Linked DNA regions of Homo sapiens: region 1 is linked to region 2. Evidence: chromatin loops called from intact Hi-C (ENCODE). Cell type or tissue: heart left ventricle. All regions are shown on one strand.

Region 1 (2,500 bases), 74 kb after region 2:
GCCGCCAGCTAAACCAGAAGGTTTCAACTCACATTCAGAATTTCATAACATACTGCACAAATAACACAATACAGGAGCTCAGCAGCAGCATGGGGGGACAAAGGAACACATCCATGAACTCCAAGAGAAACTATAGAAATTATTTAATCTGAACAACAAAGCTACAATAGATTGAAAATGAAAACAAAAAGAACAATCCCTCAGGAACCTGTGAGACTGTAACAAAACATCTAATTCATGTTATTGAGTCTCAGAAGGAGAGGAGAAAGAGGTGGGCCTTAAAAAGGACTCAAAGATACAATGGTTGAAACTCCCTAAATCTGGCAAAAGACACACACTTACGAATTCAAGAAGCTGAGTTACTCAAATAGGATAAACCAAAAAAATCCACACCACGACACATCACGGTTAAACTCCTGAAAAATAAAAACAAAGAAAAAATCTTAAAAGTAGTTGGGAGAGAAAAGACCCCTTCCTACCTATAGGGAAAAAAAATAAGAACGACGACAGATTTCTCATTAGAAAGCACAGAGGTCAAAAGTGGCACATTTTTCAAGTGCTGAAAGAAAATAACTATCAACTCAGAATTCTATTTCCAGTAAAATATTCTTCAGGAACAAAGGAAATTAAGATATTCTCAAATGAAAGAAAAGTAACAGAATTTGACAATAGCTGACCTACCCTAGAATGATTAAAGGAAGTTCTCTAAACAGAAAGAAAATATTAAAAATAAGGAATCTTGAAGCATCAGAAAGGAAGAGAAAAACAGTAGGAGTAAAAAATATTGGTAAACATTTCCTTCTCATTTTTGGTTTTCTAAATTATATTTGACCGTTTTCACAAAAATTATATTGTCTGATGTATTTCTGAATGCATGTCGAGAAAATATTTAAGACAATTGTATTACAAATATAGGAGGGTAAAGTAGCTTGAAGGGGCATGAGTTTTCTGTACTCTACTTAAACTGGTAAAATATTAACATCAGTACACTAAATTATGTATATATAATGTAATACATCAAATAGCCGTTTTAAAAGCTATACAAAAAGACACACTCAAAACACACTATAGGCTGGGCATGGTGGCTCATACCTGTAATCCCAGCCCTTTGGGAGGCCGAGGTGGGCGGATCACGAGGTCAGGAGATCGAGACCATCCTGGCTAACATGGTGAAACCCTGTCTCTACTAAAAATAGAAAAAAAATTAGCTGGGCGTGGTGTCGGGCACCTGTAGTCCCAGCTACTCGGGAGACTGAGGCAGGAGAATAGCGTGAACCTGGGAGGCAGAGCTTGCAGTGAGCGGAGATCGCACCACTGCACTCCAGCCTGGGTGACAGAGTGAGAAAAATAAAAAAAAAAACACTATAGACAAATCAAGCTGGAATTCTAAAAAACTTTAAATAACCCATAGGAAAGGGAAAAAAGCTCAGATATACTAAAAATAGTGAGAACAAACAGAAAACCAAAACAAAACATAAAATGGACAACTTAAGCCCTAACATGTCAATAATTATGTGAAAATGCAAATGGTCTAAATATACCAATTAAAAGACAGAGATGGACAGAATACACTAAAAATATGACCCACCTATATGCTGTCTATAAGAAACTCACTTCAAATATAATGATATGTGTAGGCTGGAAGTAAAATGACGGGAAAAGATACCTTACACAAACATCAATCAAAAAAAAGAAAGCAGGAATAAGTATATTAATACCAGATAAAGTATATTTTAGAGCAAAGAAAATTGCTGGAGACAGAAAGGGTCATTATATAAGGATGAATGGGTCACCCACCAAGAAGTCATAGCAATTCTAAACATGTATGTACCTAACAAAAGAGCCAAAAAATATGTGAAGCAAAATCTGATCAAACTAAAATGAGAAATATATAAATCTACACTTCTTTCAACAATTCATAGAACTACTATTCCAACATAGAACTACTTTCAATAATTCACAGAACTACTAACAGAAAATTAGTAAGGATATAGAACTCAGCAACACCATCAAAGAACGTTATCTATTCAACAGATGGAGAAAACTCCATGCAGCAAAAGAAGAATACATATTCTTTTCTTTTCTTTTCTTTTCTTTTTTTTTTTTTTTTGAGATAGAGACTTGCTGTGTCGCTCAGGCTGGAGTGCAGTGGCATGATCTTGGCTCACTGCAAGCTCTGCCTCCCGGGTTCATGCCATTCTCCTGCCTCAGCCTCCCCAGCAGCTGGGACTACAGGCGCACACCGCCACATCTGGCTAATTTTTTTGTATTTTTAGTAGAGATGGGGTTTCACTGTGTTAGCCAGGATGGTCTCCATCTCCTGACTTCGTGATCTGCCCACTTCGGCCTCCCAAAGTGCTGGGATTACAGGCGTGAGCCACTGTGCCTGGCCAAATACACATTCTTTTCAAATGCCCGTGGAACATATTCCAAAATAGACTGTATGTAGGCCTTAAAATAAACCTCAAAATTTTTAAAACAATTGAAATTTTGTAGAGCA
Region 2 (2,500 bases):
ACACATGCACACACATGCACATGCACACACATGCACATGCATGCTCACATGTACAGGCACTCATGCACCTAGAGCCTTCTCATCCTTCACTTTGAGTCCCCCCTCCCCTTGCCCATCCTTGCCCATCCTTCAAGGGCTCAGTCAAAAGCCATCTTTTACAAATTGTCTCTGGTTGACTTTCTTTTTTTTCCCCTCTTAGAAGAAGCGATGCTGTCCTCAGTCATCGAGCATTCACTGGGCGCTTCATGTGTGCCAGGCCCCGACATGGGTCTTGGGCATGTTCCAGTTCTCATGTCCTCAGGGCTCCTTGGTGAGTCGAGGGTGAGGAGGACACGGAGGCACAGGAGGCCACGGGGCAGGTCTAGGTCCACTCAGCCTCCAGAGTTCAGCCCTCCCTGCTGAGTCGGGGTGAGCAGGACAGATGCCTGCTCCTGGAACTTGGTGGGTGAGGTGGACAGGCATGCAGGGAGGCGCCAGGCTCAGGGGCTGTGGAACAGAGAAAGGAAGCTTCCAGGACATCAAACAATTCCTGGAGTGCCAGGGCAAGAGGGGAATCTGGGTGGAGGAAAACGTGAACAGGGCAGAGGTTGGAGGTGGATGTGGCCCCCGAGCACGTTGGAGGCGACTGAGGTGCTTCTTGACTTTGGGCATCTTCGTTCATCCCTGCATTTGCACATTTGTTGAACACACCTACTGAGACACTTGTTTTCTTTCCATGGTCCATACATTAGGAACATAGAGTTAGCTTCCTGGGGAACTTTTTAAGAAGTATTCTTAGAGAAGAAACCAGGAGGCATCGTTGTGGGATGTTGGTCCAGGATCTTGGGTGTGTCCTTTGGTCTTTTGTGGGTCAGGTTAGCAGGAATTGTGTCCTGAGGTGTTGGGACTGCAAAGTACAGGTTCCCTCCTGCCCACACTGATGCCTTCAGGGAATGACCTGTCTGCTCTTCTAAGAAGAACACTTAACTCAGCCTTGGCTGACCTCAGCTACCTGTGCTTTCTTCAGCCAGGCTCTGTGTTTTGTGCTTTTACTCTCAAAACAACCCTATTATTATCCCTGTCCCACAGACGAGATGCTGAGCCCCTGAGAGGCTCAGTAGGTGCCTGAAGGTCTTCCAGCCAGGAGGTGGCAGAGCCAGGGCCGGCCTGGCCTGAGGACTCCGAAGCTCCCATGGGCACAGCTCCTTCATGCCAGCTCTGTGTTGGGATTTTCTGTGGTTGTCACAGCCATCTTCCTGGTCAGCTAAGTTACAGACAGGGTGAAACTAGGATGGCCGAGCTGGAACCAGAGCTCATTCCTGAGCAGGGCACCTGGGCCCTGCCTACGGTGCTGGGCAGGCTCCTGGTGTGGAGGTCAGGCTCAGATCCTGCAGTCCCTGTGGCCGTGGGGCTTTTCTAGGCACCCTCCTGACTGCTAACACCAGGAGGGCCTATGATATGGGACCGCTGCCCCATGACGTGTGCCAGGTTTCTGCACGTGACCACTGGGAAAGGCTGGCCCTGGGCTGGGTGGATCCGCACTGCCTGCTGGCCCCTGCACCCAGATGGTGCAGCCCACACCCCTCTGATGCCCACCCACGCCCGGCTCTGGGACTTCCCTCCTTCCGCTGTGTCTGACCCTGGTTGCCCTTGTTCTGCCACTGGCTTGTAGCAGCCCTTCCGGAAGCCATGTCCTCCAGGGAGATTTGATTATGTCCTGGTGGTGCGACCTCGCTAATGCAATCAGGAAGTTTTCTCAAGACTTCAGCTGCTTTGTTGGCAGCCAGGCCTGGCTCTCAGCAGCTCTGCAGGCTGGAAGGGCCCAAGAGACCCTTCACCCACCCGGTGTCTCCAGCAGCAGGGAGGGGTCCGGGGCACAGCCTATTGCTGCTCTGCTCTCCTCCCTTCTTGGGGTAAGCTCCTTTGCTCTGATTTTATTTGGAATCATCGAGAGCCTCTATCTGTCTAGAAAAAGCGCTTAGCAATGAGGAATCAGCACTGCAGAGAATACTCCAGAAAGCAGCCATTTTCCATCAAGATTAGGCTCTTAATTGAAAATTTTAAGAGGAGAGGAAATTAGGGGAGAATCCAGATATTCTCTCCATTATGGTAATCAGCTGTAATCAGAGCCTGAGAGCTGTACTCAATCCCGGGGGTTCTCCCAGGATTACCAGAGCTGCCACAGTCACCTTCACCGACCTGCACTGGAGTCAGTGGGAGGGGCTGGCGGGGTCAGGGGCACTCTGGCAAGTGGATCCAGGAGGGCTGGGCTGGATCCAGGGGGCTGAGTTCAGAGGGAACTCTGCTTAGCAAGTGTGAAACACAGGACTGGGCCTTCCAGGCAGAGGGAAGATTGAGAACTGCGGCTGAGCGAGTGCGTCCAGGGGCCCCAGTTTAGTTGAGGGTCTAAGTTTTCCCAGCAGGGCAAGGTTGAGGGTGAGGATGCTGCAGGCCAGTTTTCTATGGCCTCAGAGTGAGGACAAGAAGGGGGAGATGGGCCACAGGGATGAGGGTGCCTGCT

What was found. Peaks named below come from ENCODE experiments on the same cell type or tissue, not always from the same donor. Only the 100,000 strongest peaks of a DNase experiment are listed, where the experiment ranks them.
Region 1: a loop joins it to region 2, with 1.9 times the contacts of the local background. A loop is called at or near these places in 3 of 110 quality-filtered maps.

What each region holds. Positions count from the first base shown.
Region 1 is chr10:42,943,741-42,946,240 of GRCh38, forward strand. No RefSeq gene overlaps it. Among named protein-coding and RNA genes, the nearest start is that of LINC01264, 37 kb to the right of the region's middle. In heart left ventricle, no CTCF peak of the experiment used is centred here; no DNase peak of the experiment used is centred here; H3K27me3 peaks cover 23 bases.
Region 2 is chr10:42,869,791-42,872,290 of GRCh38, forward strand. It overlaps LINC02623 (long intergenic non-protein coding RNA 2623), which reads left to right and starts at 1,731. Exons shown (of 2, transcript NR_134479.1): 1 at 1,731-1,892. RefSeq lists enhancers at 1,075-1,576, 1,577-2,076. In heart left ventricle, no CTCF peak of the experiment used is centred here; a DNase peak (open chromatin) is centred at 1,519.